Linked DNA regions of Homo sapiens: region 2 is linked to region 1. The links are chromatin contacts, found by Hi-C in ENCODE. All regions are on one chromosome and are shown on one strand. Each heading gives the region's core, a stretch centred on a gene start or an enhancer-like site at or near the end of the contact. The rest is flanking DNA. Distances are from core to core; before and after follow the strand shown.

Evidence for each region. A loop is a pair of places that touch in the nucleus more often than their neighbours do. Pooled maps may share reads with other maps.
Region 2: a pooled map shows a loop between it and region 1 (8-fold over the local background). The contact joins two enhancer-like sites. A Hi-C loop is called at or near these places in 1 of 168 maps with a recorded cell type or tissue (endothelial cell of umbilical vein) and 5 of 50 pooled maps.

What each region holds. Positions count from the first base shown.
Region 1 is chr4:139,653,910-139,661,185 of GRCh38, forward strand. No RefSeq gene overlaps it. Among named protein-coding and RNA genes, the nearest start is that of MGST2, 8.3 kb to the right of the region's middle. Within about 2 kb of position 3,987, at least 10 of the 41 ENCODE cell types and tissues checked have a DNase peak (open chromatin) inside an H3K27ac peak, as active enhancers do; they include endothelial cell of umbilical vein, where a contact is called at or near this core.
Region 2 is chr4:139,898,451-139,905,726 of GRCh38, forward strand. The region is part of intron 1 of MAML3 (mastermind like transcriptional coactivator 3); the gene reads right to left. Among named protein-coding and RNA genes, the nearest start is that of MAML3-AS1, 230 kb to the right of the region's middle. Within about 2 kb of position 3,288, at least 6 of the 41 ENCODE cell types and tissues checked have a DNase peak (open chromatin) inside an H3K27ac peak, as active enhancers do; they include endothelial cell of umbilical vein, where a contact is called at or near this core.

The DNA of each region.
Region 1 (7,276 bases), core at 2,737-5,236:
CATTTAATTAGGCTCTAATGAGTTATGTGGGTCAGTAGGGCACGGTAGGACTGGCATGTCTCTGCTCTTCAATGTCTGAGGCCTCAGCTGAGGAGACAATGGCTGGGAGTGCCCCCACAGCTGTGGGCTAGAATCATATGAACGTATATCCATGCAGGTGGGGCTGCGTGCTGGGGCCATAGCTGGAGCTGTCACCCAGAGCCCTTACACGTGGGCTCACATGGTGCCCTTCGGGTAGCTGATTTCTCTCATGGCAGCCGAGGGCTCCAAGCATGAGGGCCCCGGTGAATAAAGCAGAAGCTGCCCAGCATCACTCCTGCTGCGTGTCCCCACCTCAAGACGGGAGAAATGGCAAAGAATTTGCAGTTCTGTTTAAAAACTGCCATGGGGGAAACTGCCCCAATGGGAGATGAGGTGTAGAAGACAAAGTCCTGAGAACACATGGACACATGGAGGGAACACACATACCAGGTCCTTTCTGAGGGTGGAGGGTGGGAGGAGGGAGAGGATCAGGAAAAATAACAAATGGGTACTAGGCTTAATACCTGGATAATGAAATAATCTGCACAACCAACCCCGTGACACACGTTTATGTATGTAACAAACCTGCATATGTACTCCCGAACTTAAAATAAAAGTTAAAAAATATATATAATAAAAGAAAATAAGTTCCCTCTCCTTTCCTCCCTTCAGTGGATTGTGCTGAGGTGCAGTTTCTCCACTCAGCCTGTCCAGAGATTCCCCGAGGGCTGGCTGGGGTGCCTGTGCAGTGACTGGCTACATCTCATCACAGGGCATCTGAAGCAGCACCCCACGTGGACATGCTCTGCTTCTGGCCAATCTGCCATACTTGGCTCTCCCATCACTTTTGCTGCCCTGATACTGCACCCGCCAAATAAAGCCTCAGCATTCCAGCCTTGTCTAGAAAGCATGGGCTAAGGGACCCTCTACAACCCATCTGCCCTGAAATGCAATTGATTTGTTCTTTTAAATCTCTTTCTCCATCCACACTGACATTTCCCTAGGCCAGGCCAACATCTTCTCTTGCCTAGACCATAATATGCTTTCCTAACAGATCCATTCGTATCTACACGAGTGATACTGCCCCATCAGTCCACACTGGTGTCAGAGTGATCTTTTTGAAACAAATCTCATCACAAAACCTTCCAGCTTAAAACCCATGACAGGCTTCACATCCTCCTTGTAAACAGGGTCTCTCAACCTCAGCACTACTGACATTGTGAGCGGGGCAACTCTTTGCTGTGCTGTGGGGGCTGCCCTGTGCAACATAAGATATTTAGCAGCATCTCTGGACTCTACCCACTAGGTGCCAGTAGCACCTCACTCCCCAGCTGTAATAAGTAAAATGTCTACAGGCATCACCCAATGTCCCCTGAGGACAAAATCATCCCAGGTTGAGAACAGCCGGTATGAAGTAAGCATACTTAACATGACCCTATGTGGGCCAACCCTGGCACAGCAGACACTACTCTCTTCCAGGTCTCTAAGCAACAGCCACACCGGACTTCATTCAGGATTCTTTGACCATGCCATAGCCTTTCCCTCTACAAGCCTTTTCCTGTTCTTTCTCAGCCTGGAATATTCCCCTTTCTCCTTCCAGTCCACCCTCTGACACACACACACCTGTGCACCATTCATCTAGCTAACACTTTAGGATCAGTCCTCAGCCAAAATGTCACTTTTGCGAAGGCTCTTCTTGCCTCCCAGACTAGGTTAGGCCCCCTGACATACATTCGTATGGCAGTTGGGACCTCTCACAGCACTCCCCACATTGATCATGAATTAATTCGCTTTGGTTATGGCTTGTTAATGTACATCCTCCTCACTCTGCTGTAAATACTGTAAGAGCAGGGCTGTTGTCTGTCTTGCTTATTCCTGGGTCTCAGCACTTAGTATGGAGCTTGGCATGTGGTAGGTACTCAATGCATTTGATGAATGAATGAATAAATGAACTTATGCACATTCTTTTTTTTTTTCTTTTTTTTTTGAGAAGGATTCTTGCACCGTCTCCCAGGCTGGAGTGCAGTGGGGCGATCTCGGCTTACTGCAACCTCTGCCTCCCAGATTCAAGTGATTCTCCTGCCTCAGCCTCCCGAGTAGCTGGGACTACAGGAGCATGCCATCACACCTGGCTATTTTTTTGTATTTTTAGTGGAAATGGGGTTTCACCATGTTGGCCAGGCTGGTCTTGAACTCCTGACCTCAAGTGATCCGCCCGCCTCGCCCTCCCAAAATCCTGAGATTACAGGCATAAGCCACCACGCCCGGCCTTATGTGCATTGCTATTTTCTGGTTTGTTCCTTTCTTTCTTTCTTTTTTCTTTTCTTTTTTTTTTGAGATGGCAGCTCAGGCTGGAGTGCAGTGGTGCAGTCATAGCTCACTGCAGCCTAGAACTCCTGGACTCAAGCGATCCTCCTGCCTCAGCTTCCTGAGTTGCTGGGATTACAGGCGTGAGCCACTGCACCTGGCCCCCTTTCCTTGCTTTAGATTTTTCTCTTTCATTGCAAAGCAGTACCCTCATTCCAGTATGAATAAAAACCCAGTTCTCGGATGTTTTACCAACCAAACTGTCTGCCTGATCTTGAGAAACTCTTCAGACACTGCCCAGCTCTCTGACCCACTCCTTTCCAAATAATTTTTGCAAAGTTTTTGTTTTTTTTTTTAACCAAGCCACTTTAAAAGCTAGGGGTACATCAAGGGATCAAATCAAAGTCCAAGGTGTGGTATCCAATTCCTCGGAATATTGATCAAAAAACGGGCATCCCCTTGGCTAGGGATTTCCCCACCACCAGGTGGAAACCTTGTGTCTTTTCTCACCCCTCCTCTATCCCCTCGCAGTTTGCCACAGGGATGCCAAACGTAAAGTGTCCTTTTCTGACCCTTCTCCATGGAATGTACGTCTCTGGGGCAGCGTCTGTGTTTGGCTTCCGTCTAGCTCTGAGTGGATCAGGACTAACGGTTAAATCCTGGTATTTTTACATTTGAGCACCTGTGGGTTTTGAGCAATTGACTGTTACAGGTCGCTTGCTGGAAATGGTCAATGTGTTCATACCTGAAAAACTGAATTTTTATAGGACATTATTTAGAGATGATTTTGACAGTTTGTGTTAACTGACTTGTTCCATTTTCACTGATGTGCATCTGTAGGGACTTCTGGAAACCTGGAGGAGTAAGCTATCACAGGGACCTCAGAGGGTGGCTTGCCTGGAAGCTGAGCTGCCTCTGGTGGTGTTATCCCGGCAGGTCTGGCAGCCCTGGATTGACTCCCCCTAGCGGTTTCACAAAATATGTTATTTTGATAGAGCACCTTAAACTGCAGCTCCTAGCTCTAAATGTGTGGCTGTTAGAATCCTTCTACTACAAATTAGGGATGAAATTAGATGACCAGCCAGTGGGACCTCTGAGAAGAGAATGAAAAATAGGCTCATGCAGGAGAGGGCGTGGAAGGGCGGATAAGCTGTTTTGTCTGGAATTCCTGTCCCAGACAGGTTTGTCTGGGAATGGCCAGAAACTGAAATTCTGAGGATATCATCCTGCCCAAGTCCCAGAAGCAAAGGTGAGAACCAGGCACACCCTAAGGGCAAGCAGGAGGGAAGAAGAAAAGAAAGAAGAACGAGGGAAGAACAAGAAGAAAGAAAGAAGAAGGAGGAAGAGGAGGAGGAGAAGGGAGGGGGAGGAAGGGGAGGAGAAGGAGGGGAGGGAGAGGCGGAGAAAGGAAAGGAAGAAGTGGAAGAGGAAGAAGAAAGAAAGAAAGAAAGAAAGAAAGAAAGAAAGAAAGAAAGAAAGAAAGAAAGAAAGAAAGAAAAGAGAAGCAGGCAAGCAGTTTTCAAAGTTCTTTATCATCTTGCTAAGGTAGCTGAAGGATGCAGTCACAGGCCCGCATGCACAGGAGGGCTTTCCTGTTTGGGGCCAGTAGGTTTCTTGTTTTGCTGTGTTTCCTTTCTTTTTGTGCAGGACGTGACTTGGCCTCCGATCTAGACACATCGGTGTTTTTGTGAGTCATGTTCTAACAGGATTGTGCTGTGTTGAAATGACTGTTGTTTGGTGTGTCAGCCCAGATGCAGGTTTAGCACCACATTTCAAAGTGAATAAGAGCTGCTTTTAACTGTTTGTTCTTAATCCACCAACCTTTTGTGTTTTCTCATCAAAAGAGGGGTAGCTTGCCCTTTTTCTTTTGCCTTAAGCCCCAGAGAGACACCAAGTGAAGCCACGGTACCCCTTTTTTTCTTTAAGTAGCCCAATCACATAATATGCTGTAGGTTTCAAGAGAGTAAACTCTCCTCTGGTGCATAGAAATCTCAGTAAGTTCTCTGAGGCAGTAGTTGGTAGTCCTGGAGATTTTTCAGTTAAATCAGTGTTTATTTCAAAAACGCCCTTGGTGATTCTAATGTGAGAATCACCAGTCTCCATGCACTTCAAAGCCAGTGGGCGGGGAAGTACTGGGCCCAATCAGCTGAGACTCGGCTCCAGCCACACTTACCTTTGCTGGTGCCTCAGAGCCTGTTGCCCCATCTCAGCCTCAGATTTCCCTCCCATGTCTGTCTGTCCTTCTCTCTTCCACCCAGGCATACTGTAAACTCCTCCAGTGGAAACCAGCATTTCTCCTGGGCTGCACCCGTGAGGCCTACAGGTCCCATCTATTCCCAGCCTCACCTCTTCCCTTCTGCCACTGCAGAACCTTCCACACCCCTTTCTCCTCTATCCTGGCACCACTGATGCTCACTTTGGGCACCTACCAGATTATTCACCCCCTCAACAGCCCTGCCCCATCTTCCCTCTTTTGGATGCAGTCAAATGGAGTGATTTGTCAAGCTCTTGAAGCTTTCTAGGTCTCAGTTTCAGTTTCCTTATCTATAAAATGGGAATAATTTACAGGCTCCTGGGAGTTTTGTGCAAGTTACATGAGACCATGTGTGCTTTGCTGGCGTGTCATAATGGATCCTGGATGAGGCCCAGACATCTGTGTGTTTCTGTCACCTCCAGTGTGGTAGCAGTGGTATGGGCTATGCTGAGAAACATTGGTTAAGACAGTGGTTCTCCACCTGGCTGTGCATTAGGATTACCTGGGAAGCTTTAAAACGTTCAGGTGCCTAGGCTGAACCTGAGCTAATTAAATCTGAAGTTCTGTAATTTTTAATGACCCCTCCTCACATGATTCCAATGTGCAGCCAAAGTTAAGAGTAAAGGCTCTGGGGCAGCAGGACTGGGTTGTACTGACTCTGGGCCAGTCACTAACCTCTCAGCCTCAGTTTCTCCATCTGAAGAATGGGAATAATATATGCACTTTACTGTTTGACTATGCAGATTAGTTGAGATAATTCTGTCCAGTGGTTGGCATAGGGCCTAGTACAGTGCCTTCTGTTGACTGGATTTGGGAGCTGGCAGGGTGGGCATGAGAGGCCCCCATCAGAGTGAGGCCTTCTCAGCAGCCCTGGGCTCATCCAGAACACCTCAGGCCTCTGGGCTCCAGGCTGTCCCGTCTCTTGCTGCTCTATCCCAGCAAGTTCAACAGTCGAGCTCTGAGCATGGCCTACAGGAGCCAGGGCACGTTCACGCCAGTGACCCTGTTTTAAAGTATCTAATACAAAGTACTATTCAGTTTAAAAAGTTTGTAATGATTCCATGAAAAAGGCAAACCAATAGTATTAGTTGTTTTTGTTGTTGCTTAATTGCCAATATGCAGTATGTTACCTAATTTATGGGTTCAAATTTGATTTAAAACACAAAAGCAAAAAAAAAAAAAAAAGAATAGAAAGTTTTGTTTCATGTGTGGTAACCTGGAAACATGGCCACCATTTATATTATTATTATTATTTTTTGAGACGGAGTCTGGCTCTGTCGTCCAGGCTGCAGTGCAGTGGCACGATCACAGTTCACTGCAACCTCCGCCTCCTGGGTTCAAGTGATTCTCCTGCCTCAGCCTCCTGAGTAGAGTAGCTGGGACTACAGGCACGTGACACCATGCCTGGCTAATTTTTCTATTTTTAGTAGAGACAGGGTTTCACCATGTTGGCCAGGCTGGTCCTGAACTCCTGACCTCAAGTGATCCGCCCACCTCGGCTTCCCAAAGAGTTGGGATTAGAGGCGTGAGCCACCGCTCCTGGCCATAATATTATTTTTGTGAAAATATGTGTTCTGAGGTCTAAACATTCAGCTTACAAATTTCCTTTTGGAACGTAAGTTTTTGTAGAGTATGTAAGTGTATGAGTGTGTGTTTTGAATGTGTGATGGGAGTACATGAATGTGAATGTGTGAGTGCACAAGTGTGTGTGCGTGTGTGTGGGTGTTTATGAGTGTGGGTGTGTGTGCGTAGGAATGTGTATGAATCTGGATGTGTGTGTGTGTGACTTTGTGTGTGTGGGGAGGGCTGCATGTGCTGAGAGCTGTCAAGAATGGGGACTTCTATTTCTCCTCACCAATCTCTAGATCCTGCTTTATTTTATCCTCTCCTAAGCCTTATGCAAACTTAAGACAACTCAGGTTGAGACCCTCTATTACTGTCAAAAGCCATTTTGAAGCAATTCAAATGTTCTGTTTCTATTCTTCTGGGAAATCTGTGCTGTCTCAGAAATTCTAATGGCATTCTAAAATCATCTGTTGCTTTGTAATATGGCCTTTTCAACAAATAGGCCTAGTCTCTTCTGCTTTCGCCCAGGGTTGGAGGGCATCAGGATGGCAGAGAGAATGGGCAGGGTGGTGACACCTGTGGACAGCCAGCATCATGCCGGGTTCTGTGCTATTTGCTTCCTTCACATGACTTCCTTTATTCATCAGAGGAACCCTGCAAGGTCAGTATTATTATTTCCCTTTGAAAACACATGTCCAGGAAGTTTAGCAACTTTCCACCGTGACACAGAGATAGGAGCTTAAACCTTGTACTCTTTTTTTCTACACTACATTGGTAACTGATCTTTATTTTCCTTGCCTTTCTTCTCTTTTTCTGTCTTTATCTTTGAGCCTTGATATGTCATTACTGGTGCTGGGTAGTGGGCAGTTTCTGCTGGAAGGTAGCTGGCATTCAACTGTAACCCTTTGCCCTGTCTGGTCCAGGGCAAAGTCTCCTCAATGGGAATAAAATGCCTTTGCCTTCTTTAGCTCATTTCTTCACACTCAGGGCTACAAAGCAAAATGCTGCAGTTTCTGAAATGGGAGAAAATATTCCGTAGGATGACTAAAATTTCCTAAATTTTTGCAACATGTAGCAAAATGGAGCATAATTTCAAATTGTGTTTATCTGAGCTTTGCTTAAAAACTT
Region 2 (7,276 bases), core at 2,038-4,537, 240 kb after region 1:
GAATGTAAACCCCAAACGCTGCTTATTTTCAGACTTGAATTTTAAATTTCCATACAAAGGCTTCAAGTGGTTCTCACCCACTATAGCAGCCTCTTCAACCAAAAGTGTGAGTGAGCTTCCTTCACCAGCTGGTAGAGACACAAGTCTTTCCCAAGGCTTGAAGATAAGAGAGTCTTAGCTTGCAGATGCTATAACTAGTTTAGAGGCTCAAAGAGAACATTTTGGTCATTTTGATCTGTTCTGGTCAAACTAGAAGATGATTCACTGGAATCAATTATCACATGCTTATTCTCTTTCCATTCTACCAGCAGGTAATAAGCCTATGAACACATGGATGAATTTGACCTGCTTATGTAATGAATGACCCAGAATACTCATGTGCTAGATATTTTAATGAGTAGAATAGGAAGAGTGCGCAAAACATTTCCAGAACTGTCTTCTAGATTTAAGTGCCCTTAGAAAGGATCTTGAGCGTTATTTAGAGGTTTGATTTTCTTTAGTAATTTTCCAACTTTAATGTAACTAGTGACCTGAGAACCTGTTAAAAATGCAGATTTCTTGATCCCACCTTCATAGTTTCTAATTAAGTAGCCCAGATTGGGACACAAGGTGGGGGCACAGGTATCTAAAGAAACTGAATAAAAACCTGATTCTTCCGGGGCTGTTGGCCTAGGATTCCCCAGGTTTTAGAAATTCTGATCTAGATTAATAATTCTGTTGGATTCTGACACTGTGAGGTTGGTGGTGTGATTTTTTTAAGTATGCATACACATACAAATCCAATGTCACTACAAAATGTTCCTGAGTTGATTGGTGATACTCTGGGGGCTCTCATAAACAGAACTAAGAAACAGTGCTCTAGATGGGGCTTTTTGAAACCTTAGAGGATTCTGAATTCTGCAGAAGCTTGCTGGATTTCTAGAATATTTTTCATAAAAATGTGTATTTTTAAAAACATTTTAGGTTTCTCTGAGCACAGTAATATCCCTGACCATTTCCCCCTCCACATTATATATTTCCCTTCACTTTCATTCAGTGAACTGAGGGGTGCTCTGTGTCTGCGTGTCGGGCTCTGCGCCAGGTGCCAAAGGCTCAACTCACTCCCCAGAGCAAAGTCTATGCCAAAAAGTGACCACATGCCACACATATGTTGAAAAAAGTTGGATACATTTGTTTTAGAGAGATCTATGTGCAGGGCAGACTAACAGGAAAAGAAAAAGAAAAATCTTATTACAACTCCCGAAGCCTCCCTTGGTAATCTTATAGACTCCTAACATTACTTAGACAGAAAACAACTTTACTCTCTATGAGTAAATGAATTTGAATTTTAAAATTATGTATATAATCTGTATATATCACATATAATATTGCCATAAGAGCCAAGTGTTTAAAACCTCTGCTTTCGACCATCCCAGAATGCGGCTTCCCTGTACCTGTTCAGTGGGAAATGCTGGATCTCTGGAGGGGGTGTCAGCCGTAAGCAGTTAAAAATCTCCATTCTGAAATCCTCCAGGAAGAAAAGGATCCTCTTTAAAGGGGCCTCACCCTCTTAGTGGGCATCTGAAATAATAGCTGCAGAGTCCCAAGGGACTACGGGGGCACCGCGGAGCCCCCAGCCCAGGGGACAGAACCACTCAAAACATTTTAAGGTACTTTGAGGTTATTTTTAGAAATGACCATGATCTTTTTTCTTTCTGCTATGGTTCACATTTAAAACTCTATTCCCAAAAAGTCTTGGAAGTACATAAGGCTGATGGTGCCTCTTTTCAATGTTTGGAACATGAGCACCCATCCAATTCCAGCTGTAAGTGCTAAAGCAACATCCTGATTTAATGACTCTTTAAAAATATTTTAAATCTTTTTTGGGGGTGTGGCTGAATCTTTAGGTATGTTTTTATCCTTTAATTATGCTTAAACATGTAATAAGTACCAACTGAATGCACAACAACATATTGGGAATGGATCGTAAAACATCAGGAGCAGTGGCAGCTGAAGTCCTCCACATTTAGAAACTCTAAGTTCCAAGATCCCCTCAAATCTCCAAATTTCCAAATACATAAATGTTTTTACAGGCTCCTGGCTTTCTCCCAGTGGAATGAATAAATTATATTTTCATCACAAGTCACAGGAATCCTGTGTAGTCTCTGTATCCGAAGTTATAAAGTTTTTCACAAACTCTATACGTGCAGTTTAAACTGGTGTTAACAAAATTATCAACTACTCATTAAAAGCAAGACTGTTATCTTTGCAAATGCTAAGGCCATATGATTTTCAAATCTCACGTAGTTTTCAGTAGAATGCTCTAAACTTCTAAGTTTTTATCACAGAAGTTGACTCACTGCTTACTAAATGTTTCAATATATTATTGTCATACAATATTCTAATTGACTGAGAGCTAACCAGCCAGGCATTGAGCTAAGTGCTTTACATATCTTACCTCGATTAACCCTCACAATAACTTAAAGGACAGGAATGGGTTCAGAGAGGACAGGTAGTTTGTCCTAGGGCACACAGCACAGCCCTACTCAGTTATGCCTGCCTCTCAAATCTATGCTCTCACCTACTCTGCTATTTTGCATCTGATGACTTCTGTCCCAATCAAACTGCAGCAAACCTGCTTAGAAATTCTGGGAAAGTGTTTTAGACACCTGTGTCATGACGCTCTAAAGGGGATGTGTTCATGTCTTTGAGTCAGATCTGGCTGATTCACAGAAAAGCCTTGTGCTTCCTCTACAAGGAAAGATGTCACTCTGCAAATTTAGCATGTGTTTGAGAAGTGATGATGGCTGCAGCCCTGAAAACTTCAGAAGAGAGCAAATGTGTGCATCCCAGCGGTAGCTTCCTTCACTCAGTAGCTTTCTGTAGGAAAAAGCTCCACTGAGACTGGTAGTTGCCATCAGCATTCCACAATCTGAACCCTGTACTGCTCTGTTGTTTCATATACATAAATACACACACATATAACATTACATTTATTTTTAAGGACAAGAAACAATATCCTTAGGAATATCTCCTGATAATCTCCCACTAGAAGTCATGAATACATTTTCTATTCAAACATGCTTGTATACATGACCTTGCCTTACAATCTGAAATTCCTAATGGGATTTTATTTAGAGCTGTAAAGAAATGCCGGTAAAGGAGGTTGGTGAGGAAGAAGGGAAGGCTTTCCTCCCCATAAGGGAGGAGGATGGCAAATGAAAAGATCAGATCTTATCTGCATCATTCACAGCTGGAGACTTACACCAACAACACAGACCAAAGAATAGGCATGTTAGAACTAAGCGTGAGGTTTCGATTTGTTTATTTTCTGGAAGGAGGGAGGCGGGAAGGAGCAATATTTCAGGGAGGCTGAGTATTTTTCTCTCCCTTGGGGAGGATTCAACAATCTTTTTATTTCATTGTTTACTTAAAATGTCCTTTCTTTTCAATAAGGAATTCTCATTTTTGTTTTCAGCCCTTCCAAAAGACTGTTTTCCTCAACAGCACTGAAGTCGTGCACCAGCCTAGCAGGATGCGAACAGCCAGGGTGCCCAGACCTGAGACTGCTTTTGAATAAAATCCCATCACATGTTTATCTCCCTTTGGAAAACAAAAGTATTGAAATAAGATCTCTTACTCGATAAAAAGCCTCGTGTTTCCCTCAAAGAGGCCAGACACTGCTCTTTCTTGTGAGATGCAGTTTGCATAAAGCAGTACTCCCAGGCAGCTAAGAGCTACCCTCCTGGAAGAGAATTTCCAGTTTCTCTCATTCTCTCCTTCTCTCCTTCCCCTGGACACACACGCAGGCGCGCACGCACACGCACACACACGCACACACACACGCACACACACACACACGTCTCAATGAGCGAGCAAACAGGACATAATTCTTATTTCTAGACAGCATCTGACTCCCAGGCCTCCATCCTCCATTTCACAACAGATTTTTACTCCAAACCTGAGGGGGCTTAGGGACTTGCCTTCATTGACCAATTACGGAACTGTCATTATTTGCATGTCTTTTGAGTAACTTTGTTAATAAACAGAAACCAAGGCAGGAGGAGAGAATTTTTCTCTCCGGGATGAATCCCCCATGGATGAAGAAGATACCCACAGACAGACAGGCACGTTCTCACATACAGGCAAACATGGAAGTCATTTGAGCCGCTCTGAAAATTTTCAGCCAGGCGGAGGTACACACCACACATTCAGCCCGTAAACAGCAGAGCTCTGGAGCCTGGCGGCAGAGCTTTCATCTGTGGGGCAAAGCGGCTCGGCTTCATCCCACCAGCTGAAATTCATTTTTCAAAAGAAATTAGACCAAGGTACTGTTGTTATAGCAACAGTCAGAGTCATTTACACAGCCTCTTCCGCACAACCTCACTGACTTCTGTGGGCAGCGATTTCAATTATGTACAGGGAGTGACCAAGGCTGAGCCCGGGTGGACCCTTTAGTGCCCCTTTAAGACGTGGCAGCCTAAAACCTCTGTGTCCAATCTGAAGCTAAAAGACAACAAGACTTCATCGTGATCCACAGACCTCTTCCAGTCCTGAAAGTCCAATGAGCAGTGAAGACAGGAAGAAAACCTTCCGATCCAATGTTTTCATCTCCTGGGTAGGAACTGGACATGTGACCATTGAATTTCCTGGGTTAACCAAGTACTGGCCATTTCAGAACAGGAATTTCCAGTGAAGACAGTAATGTTCACAATGAATTCTTTAAAAAATTTTTATTTTTAGAAATGGCGTCTTGTTCTGTCACCCAGGCCTTGGCTCAAGCGATCCTCCCACCTAAGCCTCTCAAAGTGCTGAGATTAGAGATTTAAACCACTGTGTCCAGCTTCAGCAATGAATTCTGCAGTAATTTCATAACATCAGTCTTCCAGGACTTTATTCTTGGGGCTGTAGAATTCCCAATATAATAGCCTACTCCAACCTCTGAAAACAACAAACTACAAAATGCTCCTTTCTTGACAAAAATGTACCCTTATTACAGAATCTTTACGGCTAATAACCTTCTGGACGGCAATGTAGCAGTCTACGTCCAGTCTAGGGATACACAAAGGTGGTAAATACCTATGAAGCCAGTGCTCATGACTAATGATCAGAGACTGAATTCTGTGTCCACTTCATACGTTGAAGTCCTAACTCCCAGTATCTCAGAATGTGACTACATTTAGAGCAGAGTCTTTACAGAGGTTAAGTTAAAATGAGGTGATTAGAGTGGGCGCCAATGTGATATGACTGGTGTTCTTATAAGAAGATAACCATCTACCAGCAAAGGGGAGATGCCAATCTTAGTCTGTTTGTGCTGCTATAACAAAATACCTGAGACTGGGTAATTTATACATAAATGTATTTGTTCACAGTTCCAGAGGCTGGAAAGTCCAAGATCAAGGCACTCACAATGTCAGTGTTGGTGAACGGCCATTACTCATTAGACGGCACCATCTAGGTATCCTCACATGGCAGAAGGGACAGAAAGGCAAAAGGGAACACTGTGTCCTCCCATGGTGAAAACACAGAAGAGCAAAGGGAAAGGCCTAAGCTAGTTCCTTCCAGCCCTTTGGGAGGCAATAATCCATTCATGGGGGTGATGTCATCATGACTTCATCACTTCCCTAAAGGCCCCATCCTCTTACTACCACAGCAGAGATTATGTTTCAACACATGAATTCTGGAGGACTAACATTCAGACCATTGCAAGGCCTCAGAAGAAACCATCCCATCACCTTGACTTTGGACTTCTAGCCTCCTTATGAGGGAATAAATTGCTCTTGTTGAAGCCACCCAGTGTGTGGTACTGGCAACTCTAGCAAACTAATGAAACTGATAATTTGGTTCGAACATGTCTCTGTCCTCTCAGTGTCTTAGATGGGTTTGGCTCTCAATTGATATTTTAAAGGAATATTTTGCACAAATTTGCTCATGCTTAGATTTAACTAACTGAACATCTACTGGGTGCTGGGTTCTGTATCAGCAAGTAGGGACACGCTACTGAACAAAAGCCAATCTCTTTCCTTCAGAATGGAGAGGAAAGAAATGCAGATGGGCAAAGACAGTGTCGTTTGCAGTAGGCATAGGCGACCACGCTGTGGGAGCACAAAGCACCACATGCCACTCAGTCCAGATGAAGTAAGGCTTCCTGCTGGGGCTGACACACAACCCGAGAACTTAAGCATTCATAGTGAGGTGAAGACAGCCCAGGCAGAGAGAGCACCACCTTGGGTCAGAGGAGAAGGAAGCATGGTTTTAAGTGAAAACTTGCTTAATGACAAAGATTCATTCTAAGAAATGTGTTAAGTGATTTCATCATTGTGTGAACATCATATTCACACAAGCCTAATATCCTATTACACACCTGGGGTCTATTGCTGCTAGGCTACAAACCTGTACAGCATGTTACTGTACTGAATACTATAGGCAACTGTAACACAATGGTAATTGGTTGTGTATCTAACCATATCTAAACACAGAAAAGGTACAGTAAAAACATGAAAAATGTGGCGTTACAATCTTGTGGAACCACCATCATATATGTGGCCTGTCGTTGACTGAAATGTCATTATGTAGCACCTGACTGTGGTTGTATCTGGCTTGAGCCAGAGTGTAGGGCAGAAGTGTGGAGAAACAAGCTTGCAGAAGAAAGAGCTGTATAGACCTGTGTACCATGGTAAGAAGCTTGGACTTTATCCAGAAGGTTTCAGGAGACACTGGAGGAAAAATGGTCACTTCTAGTGCTAACTTCTGATTTTGTAATGATAAAGATCAGTTATAGGGCTGGGCGCAGTGGCTCACGCCTATAATCCCAGCACTTTGGGAGGCTGAAGTGGGTGGATCATGAGGTCAGGAGATCGAGACCATCCTGGCTAACACGGTGAAACCTGTCTCTACTAAAAATACAAAAAAATTAGCTGGGTGTGGTGGTGGGCATCTGTAGTCCCAGCTACTCAGGAGGCTGAAGCAGAAGAATGGCATGAACCCGGGAGGCAGAGCTTGCTGTGAGCCGAGATCATGCCATTGCACTCCAGCCCGGGCGGCAGAGCAAGACTCTGTCTCAAAAAAAAAAAAAAAAATCAGTTAAATCAGTTATAGCTGGTTACAAAAGGTAAAATATTCGAAGTGATCTGTATTAGTTTTCTAGGGCTGCCATAACAAAATACCACAGACTGGGTGGCTCAAACAACATACATTAATTTTCTTACAGTTCTGGAGGCTGGAAGTCCAAGATCAAGGTATCTGCAGGGTTGGTTTCTCCTGTGCCTCTCTTCTTGGCTTACAGGCAGCCAGTTTC